Linked DNA regions of Homo sapiens: region 2 is linked to region 1. Evidence: chromatin contacts called from ENCODE Hi-C or POLR2A ChIA-PET data. All regions are on one chromosome and are shown on one strand. The core of a region is the stretch at or near the end of the contact, and the rest is flanking DNA. Distances in the headings are between cores, read along the strand shown. Region 1 holds the start of OPN5 (opsin 5). Region 2 has its middle 40 kb from the start of OPN5.

Region 1 (4,793 bases), core at 1,284-3,783:
TTTTATGTTATCATTTTCATTATTAACATATCGAGTCTTAGGCTGTGCAAGGCCTGGGTACTTCTCGATATAGGAAGGACACTTCTTGATATTACACACACAGTCTAGTTAATTCCTCAGAAAATAGTATTATTTCCTTGCTTTAAAAATTATTGTCTAGGCCAGGTTCAGTGGCTCACACTTGTAATCCCAGGACTTTGGGAGGCTAAAGTGGGAGGAGCCCTTGACCCCAGGACGGGAGTTTGAGATCAGCCTGGGAACCATAGAGAGATACTGTCTCTACAAATAATAATAATAAAAAAAATTAGCTAGGTGTTGTGGCGTGTGCCATGGTCCCAGCTAGTCGGGAGGCTAAGTTGGGAGGATCACCTGAGCCTAGGAGGTCGAGGATGCAGTGAGCACTGATCACATCGCTGCACTCCAGCCTGGGCAACAGAGTGAGACCCTATCTCAAAAAAATTCTCTAAAACCAAGTAAAGCAGCATTTTATTGTTTTATATTCTTGTATTATTATTATATTTTCTGACCATTAGTTGCATCTTTTCTCTGTCCAGAAAATGATAGATACCCTCCCTAAGTCTAGATAACATGGTAAACCTCTGTTGTCCTACCTCATAATGCTGGGTTTGTAGTAGATGTTCAGTGAATACTTGAGTTAACACACAAGCATCCATTGATTCAGCATGGGACCCTGAGGAAATCTCTTATACAATAGCTATATCTTGATGGATAGGCAAGTTTGGGAAAAGTAAGCATCTCAGCATATAATAAATATACAGGACCCCCCATTCATAATATGCTTTCGAGTCCGATATCCTATTGCTCCTACAACAAGCATGAGTGACAGGTAAGAAGGAGACTGCCCATTTTACAGATGAAGTGGTTGCAGTTCAGAAAGTTTAAATGATTTGCTCAAGATCAGAGGGTGGGTATCACAGCTGGACTCCAACCTTCATCTTATGATTCTGAAGCTAAGGTGGAGGACAGGACTGGACAGCCAGTTGGGCGGGGGCAATCTTTGGGGAGGAGAGAGTTTACCAGAACAAGAGGCAGTCAAAGGGGAATCAGGAGTTTGAAAGGTAAAGATAAACTTTCACCTGGGGTAGGTCTTGGGATGTGGTGCATCTGGCAGCCAAAGATTTCTCCTACAGCTTTCTAACCATCTCAGGGAGAAGGATTTGGAATGAACATTAGCACATGACTGTCCTCAAACTGTGTGTAGGAGACTGTAGTTTCAGCCAACTGGCCACTGAAAGGGTCACTAGCCTTCCTCTGTAAGCTGTAAGTTGGCAGTTAGAAAGGGGTTAAATTCATGTCTTTTGCGAAGGTGAATTACATGGTTAGATATGTGCCGATCACCCTGTCACCGCCTGTGGGGCACACAACTCTGTGTTCCACTTGCTGTCTCATATAATGCCCGAAATTGTTGCCTAGAGAGCTGAACAGTGACATCTGTTGGTTCGATTTGAAATAGGCAAGTTCAAAAGAGAAACAGCCACACTAGTATTTCTTCCCCTTTCAAAACAAATAGGAACAATCATGACAAAGGAATGACCCTTCCAAAGGAAGTTTTAACATCAGCAGCATACTTTATCTGAAGAACAACACACGACTCCAAGTTTCAGGATGAGGGATATCATGTGACTTTTATTTTTGCAGAAAGCCCATCAAAGACTTTGTGTAAACCTTTTAAAACTCCAATTCAAAAGAAACAGTACTAAGACCTGTGTATCTGAGAAATTCCTCAATGCTCAAGATTTCATCCAGAAGCATAAATGAGCAAATAGAAAGTATGGATTTGGGGCAGTGGTGAGAAATAATGAAATTGCTTTCTGCTCTAGGAAACTTGAGAAACAAACCTTCCTGTGGATGTGCCTGTGAGTTACAACCCAGCTTGAATCCTTTCTAAATAGCTCCAAATTTCAAGATCACTTTGACAATCACCTAGCTCTTAGCTTCAATTAATTAAGTGTCCATGTTCCTTTGTACTGAATGCTCTATTTCTTTCCTTACAAAACTCTAAACCTCATTGAATGTACAATGGAAATGATTTTCTGGGAAATCTGGATAATCAAAAAATACTATATTCTGACAAGTTATATATATACATATGTAAATTTTTTATATATTATATATAATTTATATACATAAATTATATATATATAGTGTGTGTGTGTGTATGTGTGCACACTCCATACAATATCATTTCCTGCTCAGACCTTTACAAAAATTGCTAAGAAACAGTAAATTGCACAGTTTGGCCTTCAACCTTTTAATCACCCCAAGGAGAAAAGAAGTGGCTCAAAGAGTAGCATGAGAAAACAGAGGAGAAAATGAAGGCTTGGATAATCTGCCAACCGAATAACTGAGTAATGACATAATTGGATCATTGAAAAAAATGTTAAAATTTTTACCAGTTATTAATTAGAGAATCATGCATGACCCTGGGAACTTGCTTTTTGTTTTAAAACAGGAGCCACGATTATGAAATGGTTCAAGCTGGCTTATTCAGGTCTGCTGAGATCTCTACTGGTTTGCTTTTCAGATCCCTCGTGGTTCGAGAACAGAATGGCGTTAAATCACACTGCCCTGCCTCAGGACGAGCGCCTGCCCCATTACCTTCGAGATGGGGATCCTTTTGCTTCCAAACTTTCTTGGGAAGCGGATTTAGTGGCTGGCTTTTACCTAACAATAATTGGTAAGCTTCCTTAATTCTTCTGTGCAAAGGCTGCATTTAGAAAATTCATGGGCTGATATGTTAATTTTGTGAAAGGATTCTGATACTTAAGTGGATAGTTTAGTGGAGGCGAAGAGTGGGGAAAGGCAGAAGATGGAATGGCATTATGGCATTCAATAAATGTTTCCTAGAAATGACTCTTTATTATCATTATTATTAGGAATAAAATTCCATTGATAATCCAAGAACTCTTACAGCAAAATTATTTATCCATTTCATTTTGGTTACTTTGGGAGTAGATTTACTTTCTGAATACCAAAATTAATGATAATGATATTTTATTTAAACAGAGTGCTTTTTAAATAATGTTTTTGACATAATCATAAGTTTTAGGTTGAGAATGGGCCTTAAAAATAATCTAGGTCAGTCTCCTGTTCTCACAACTGTGCAAAACTCAATTGTGCTATTGTGCTATAGTACTATAGTAATGGCAGAAACACTGAGTTTACTTCACCTAAAAGTAAAGTCGCATCAAAATAGCTAAGCCATTTTGGTGACAGTTGAAAAATGTGTTGGTGATAAATGGAAGAAAGTCCGGGGTCAAAAGATTTTTGTGCATAATTGACGAAAGGGTGCACCTGCTTCTAGACTGCATGATCTCATTCATTCAGTAGCCACATGTGGCTTTTCCAAATTGAAAGTTGCTGTAGTGTAAATACTCACCAGATACTGAAGGCTCAGTACAACAAAAAGTGGTATAAAATATCTCATTAATAATTTTTAAAAATTAAATACATGTTGAACATACAACATTTTAGGTATGTTAAGCTAAATAAAATATATTATTAAAATTAATTTACTGTAAATTTTAAATTTATAAATTAAATTTTTACTTTGTAAATTTTTACTTTGTTTAATGTGGCTACCAGAAAATTTTAGAATCCATATGTGGCTCGCATTTCTGGCTTACATTACATTTATACTGGATAGCACTAATCTAGACAGTTAGGATTTAATTTAACCACCTATTTAAATTTAAGAAAAGAAACCATACTTTTCTTAAATTTAAAATTGTTGTTTTAACTTTGGGTGACCAGTGTGAAGGTGGGTTATGTCTTTAGGTTTGTTTGCCTTTAATTTTTTCAGATGTTGGGTCAAACTTGCTCTCTCTCTCTTTTCTCTTTGTTTCTATCTTTCTCTTCCACCCTTCTTCCCTTCCTCCCTTTCTCTCTTTTTCTCCCTCTCTCATCTATTTATTACTGGCTAAGAATTTCATTTAACCTCCTGAAAGTAGCAAAACTCATTAGAAAATACTTGATATCCCTCTATGGTCAGTACTTGAGGCAAAAGGAACTCATGTGATTCAACCAAATTCTGCTGTAAAGTGATTCCCTGGGTCTTTGTCTTTATTGTTGTTAGTGTTTTACTAGTTTAAATTCTGTTTCTTATAAATGAGTCCCCATCTCTTTTCAACATAAATATATATTGAGCGCCCACTCTTTGCCACTGTTTTAAGTTGCTGGGAATAGAGCAGAGAATAAAATGGGCAAACATTCTGCTGGAACAGAAACTGTCTTATCTCTGTAAAATCCACATTGCATTTTTATTAAACTTAAGTACTTTCAATTAACAGAAAAGGCAGAAAAATAAGCAACTTGATCAATTGTATTTAGCATAGCTCCATCACTTTCAAGGAATGAATTAAAAAAGTAACATCAATAACCTGACAAATCTCTCCAGACAACACAAAACAGAGAGGCCTATCAGTCCATTCCCAATCTTAAGCAGGGAGGATTGCAGGAGGATTGCAACCAGGGTGAGGAAATCAGGAGAATTTCCCACCTGATACACATGGAGTTGGAAGGAAAGTCCACAATCATATTCCAGTGGGTTTGCTGAGATGGAGCCAGAAAAACAGGTTGAAAAAGAGTCCCTGGACAGGGGGAGCTTCAGGAGGATCAGGGCACTAGGAGGTGGAGCCAATGGTATGTTAGAGAACAGTCACGCAGGGTGAGGAGAGGGGTCGACTGGAGGGGTTTGGACTCACCCTAGATCCACTTCTTGGACTTGGCCGTGTGTCTGGTTTTCACTCTCCTAGAATAGGCTAGTGTAGATG
Region 2 (4,793 bases), core at 1,558-4,057, 40 kb before region 1:
GCAGTGATGGTGGGAGTCTGTGGAAGTTCTCTTCCATTTGCTTCTATTTTCTCAGAGAAATAGAAGAAAGATCATTGGCTGAGAATAAGAATGGGGGAGGAAGTGTGGAATTTCAGAGGAGAAGAGAATGTGTGGAATAGTCACTTTGGAAAGCAAGGTATCTTATGACTGCTGGGCAGCATAAAGAGGCCACTTGATTTAGTGGTCACAAATTTAAAGAGATTGTAGGCAGAGAAGGTGCTGATTTGGATTTAACCAAGTTTGTGGTTTGCCAAGGAAGTGGGAGCAAATGAGAGAGGATAAGGGCATAAAGGGTGCATGCAAAGGTTGACTATGGTGTTTCAGCTGCGTAAAGAGGGGAGCGAAACCATCAAGGAACCAAGGAACAGTGAACAGTAAAGGGATTTAAGAATTGATGAATATTGGTTGTCAGTGTGGTGGAAAGACAGTTGGCATAAAGCATTAGAGGGAGTGAGCTGCAGTTAGGAGGCAGCTGGCAGAGAGTGGGATGTACACACCTGAGGCTGTGAAGGGTGCACAGCTCTGTAAAGGATGGTAATCATGAGGTCTTAGAGTATGACCATGGGGGTAGTCCAGGCGTTAAAAGTCTCAGTTACATGTATATTGAAATGACTAAGGATTAGCACCAAAATAGTAAGAAGTGACGGTGAACCATGAGTTCCTATGGAAAACAAGGAGGCAGAGGCAGAACTTGGGGGCAGCAGATGAGAGTTACAGTGAAATTCAGAATTGAAGGAAAGAGAACAGCCCAAAAGCAGCAATGGAGGTTGTGGGCAGCCAAGGAGGACACTTAGTCCCTTCCAGGTCTGGGGGAAAATCAGCCACTGCTAGAGTGGGCTGCAGGGAATGTCATGTTGGATTTAGCCAAGTTTGTGGTTTGCCAAGGAAGTGGGAGCAAATGAGAGAGGGTTAAGGGCAAAAGGGTACATGCAAAGGATTAACTATGAAGTTTCAGCTGCATAAGGAGGGGAGTGAAACCACCAAGAAGGGCAGGAGCAGTGGACAGCAACGAGATTTAAGAATCAATGAATCATGGGTGTCAGTGGGGTGGAAAGACTCCCGAGGACCTGATTTCTGTTTGAAGAACAAGAAAGTGAGAGAACATTCAGAGAAGAGATGGCAATAAGGGGGATTTGTCCTCTGTGATTTGCTAGGAATCCAAATAGCACAATGGAAGGATCTCAGAATTGGGGGAAAGGTGGAAGAGATGGACAGAATGGGGATGAGCAGACCCTCACAATGTGGGAGATGAGGGGTGGCCTTGCAGTTTGGGGCTTTTGAGGTGGTTTTCATAAACAGGAATAAAGTGAATAATGTGGATCCAAAGGAGAGGGTGGGGTGAGGCTCTGACTAGAGGGGGCCAGAGAGGGTGAGTTTCTAGAGCCCCCTCTTTACACTGATGCTGGGGGTAGGTAAGGTTGTAGGTCAACGGGAGGTGAGTTCTTAGAGCAAGTATACTAGTTCTCTCTTCCTCTGCGGGGCAGTGGGGCTTACCCTAAGGGTGTCTGTTTTCCTTGACCCCATTGTTGATGTCTTGGGAGATCTCTGGAGAAGCAGGTTGGTTGCACTTGTCTTTCTTCAGAATGATGGGGGTTGAGGGCATCATCTTGTTTCTACAACAGAAAAGTATGAAATTCAAATAGCAACACTCCAGGAAACAGTTGAGTTCCCTTAGAAAGGGCAAACCTAACTGATGGCATCTGCAGAAAAAGACAAACATTTGCATTACAGTCATAGGAAGCATTCAGAGGCACTGAGGACAATAGAATCGTGAGTTCTTTCAGTAAATTGATATTCATTGCATATCTACTATATGCCTAACACTGTTCAGGGTGCCACAGGACATGCAATAAGGCAGTGAAACCCAGTGTGTGTCCTTCAAGCAGACTCAGTTAAAAAACAGTGGAAAGTATTAGATATAAAGCCAATGCTGTCCCAAGGAACACAGGCTATCGTGGAAGCTGTTGAAATCTATCTTCTGTTGATCTAGAATTTGATTTTCATAAAGCATTAGCAAATCAAAAGCCAAAAACAAAACTGCAAACACACAGATTGATTTGTTTCTTTGTATTGTTTTCTCTTAGGCACCTTGGATTTTTAAATTTATTACTTTTTAAATGCAGATTACATATATGCTGCAACCAGAAATGCCAGCATCCCATGATGGAAGTTTTTCTTTGCATTCTTGAGAGGACTATATTGAGAACTGAGTATCTATATTTTATATTTCATTTTATTGATAATTGGAAATAGCTGAGAAGTGATAGATCAAGGATTTGAATTCATTGATTCTAAAGCCCATATGACCATATGATTTTAACTCTTATGCGATCTTTTTCTTTCCATCTAGGTCTCGCCCTGTCCTGCCTTCTCTCTTGGTACCAGTTATACTGCTGAATCACTATTAGTGATAGGGACTCATGTGGGTGGGTCATCCAGAAATGATTGTCCTATTTTAAGAACAAATTAAAAGTTGCCTCAGTTGGTGGTGTCTAACTCTTCAACTTAAAAGAGAGAAAATATTAATAGGAATCAACTCTGCTTATTTAACAGGTCAAGCTGGTCTCTGGTGTCCATGGGGACACTTCAGGAGAAACCGATTAACATTGAGATGTGTGGAAACAGGATCAATAATTTTCAGTAACTGAGGAAGATTACCAGAAGCCAAGGCGGCCTTTAACAGAGACTGTGCAGCTCTGAGCCCAGGACTGTTAAGCACTTGGCAGGCAATGGAGAAAGTCTAATTGTGGCTGACGATGAGTCATTTTACACTATTGTCACACCTCCTTTCTCCACATTCCATTTTAGGAACAGTATAACTTTCCCAGCCAGAAATTGTCTAATTTAAACCCTGACTCTTACCTGTGTGAATCAAAATGACTCAGAAAGTGCAAATAAAATAACCCTGAGGAGTCAGTGGTTGTTTCATTTTTCTCATAGCTTCTCTTCTCAGAATTGAGGCCTGTATCTTCCATGTGTATAGAAGAAACAGAAGGGCTAGAGGATTGAATCTGCATGGCAGAAAAAGAAGAAGTCTCACAGGACTAGAAGTTAGAGCATTTTTCCTGACATGAGGATATAGGGTAGATTTATGGCCAAAGTCTTAACTATATGAAAAATAGAGTAGTAAATTTTTTAAAAGGAGAGAGAACTGCTGTTTTTTAAATACAATTAAAACATGGATAAACAAAAAAGAGGGTGCATATAAGTGTGTTTGCCTGTATATATATAAACATGCATAGACACACACATATACATATACATTTTAGTCCTGTATCTTCAGATTCTCTCCCCCATTCATTCTTATGCCTTTTAAGAAATAATCATGGCATAGACTCTAAAAAGAAGACTTAATTCACAAAAACATGGGACATTGGCCTATGAAATGAAGAACAATTAGCACTGAATATTTAGACAACTCATGTGGCTTCATTTAATGCAGCATCCAACAAATACTGATGTTTACAATATTAGCTCTGAATTTCCTAGAATACAAAAATAATTTATATTTCTTATTTTTGTAAAGTACTTTCTAGTTTTGAAGGCTTTTAAATACACATTATCTCATTTGACCCCCCCAAACACTTTGTATGGTAGCCAGAGTATGAATTTTTATTTCCAGTTTATAGGTAAGGAATTGGAAATACACACATCTTAAGCGGTGCACCTGGTATCAAACGATCCTACAAATCATGTATGTTGACTCCTGATCTAATGATGGGTAGAAATATATAACACATGAGGCCGGGCGCGGTGGCTCATGCCTGTAATCCCAGCAGTTTGGGAGGCTGAGGCGGGTGGATCACCTGTGGTCAGGAGTTCGAGATAAGTCTACCCAACATGGCGAAACCCGGTCTCTACTAAAAATACAAAAACTTGGCCGGACATGGTAGCGGCGCCTGTAATCCCAGCTACTCAGGAGGCTGAGGCAGGAGAATGGCGTGAACCCGGGAGATGGAGGTTGCAGTGAGCTGAGATAGCGCCATTGCACTCCAGCCTGGGCGACAAAGCGAGACTCTGTCTCAAAAAAAGAAAAAAAAAAAAAAAGAAATATATAACACATGATTCAAAATTTTCCACCGTCGTAGTATTAAGATCACTGAAATGGTGAGAATGTAAAGGGAATAAGTGGCTTCAATTATCCAGAAAAGTTACATATGTGAAACATAATTTTGCTTAATTAGATATTGCCATACTTAAAAAATATGTTGAAATTTTTAAATGTGCAGATTATTTTTCTCTTTTTTTTTAGATTGATGGTTTTCTATTATGTCAGGAGTCTCTTTCTTATTAATAATCCATTTTCATATTGAATTTTGGCATGATTTACCAACATAGTGTAACACTTCTTTTTAATAATTGAATCATATGTAGAATCATATATATCTTTATAGAAAATTTGGGAAATACACAAAGATATTACTTAGAAAAATAAAAATTACTCACCTTCTAGAGGATAACCTCTTCATACATTTTGTTATATTTTCTATTAATTGTCATTTTATTCTTATCCAGGCATTAAAAAATACAGTTGAGGATGTACTGCATGTATAAGTTGATAATGTTTCATACATAATTTACATGCTACATAATTTATGCAGCCACACCCTTATCAGTGGATAGTTATGCTATTTTCATTTTTTGTTATTATAAATAGTACCAGGATGAGCACTGTGCAAGTTTATCATTGTTTACTTGTAATTGAGTCCTAGAAGTGGTATGACTGGGTCAAATGATGAACACATTTTCAGTCTATTGACAAGTGTTGCAAT

What was found. A loop is a pair of places that touch in the nucleus more often than their neighbours do. ChIA-PET counts read pairs that join two places held with the same protein, here RNA polymerase II (POLR2A). Pooled maps may share reads with other maps.
Region 2: a loop to region 1 is called in a map of PC-3, with 8 times the contacts of the local background. The contact joins the enhancer-like site here to the promoter of OPN5 in region 1. A Hi-C loop is called at or near these places in 7 of 168 maps with a recorded cell type or tissue (Caco-2, Calu3, GM12878 and 4 more), 4 of 37 single-sample maps with no recorded cell type and 15 of 50 pooled maps. POLR2A ChIA-PET finds 5 or more read pairs at or near these places in 3 of 52 experiments (H1, OCI-LY7 and Panc1).

What each region holds. Positions count from the first base shown.
Region 1 is chr6:47,779,499-47,784,291 of GRCh38, forward strand. It overlaps OPN5 (opsin 5), which reads left to right and starts at 2,534. Exons shown (of 7, transcript NM_181744.4): 1 at 2,534-2,698. The coding sequence starts at 2,569.
Region 2 is chr6:47,739,149-47,743,941 of GRCh38, forward strand. No RefSeq gene overlaps it. Among named protein-coding and RNA genes, the nearest start is that of OPN5, 40 kb to the right of the region's middle. Within about 2 kb of position 2,808, at least 4 of the 41 ENCODE cell types and tissues checked have a DNase peak (open chromatin) inside an H3K27ac peak, as active enhancers do; they include PC-3 and PC-9, where a contact is called at or near this core.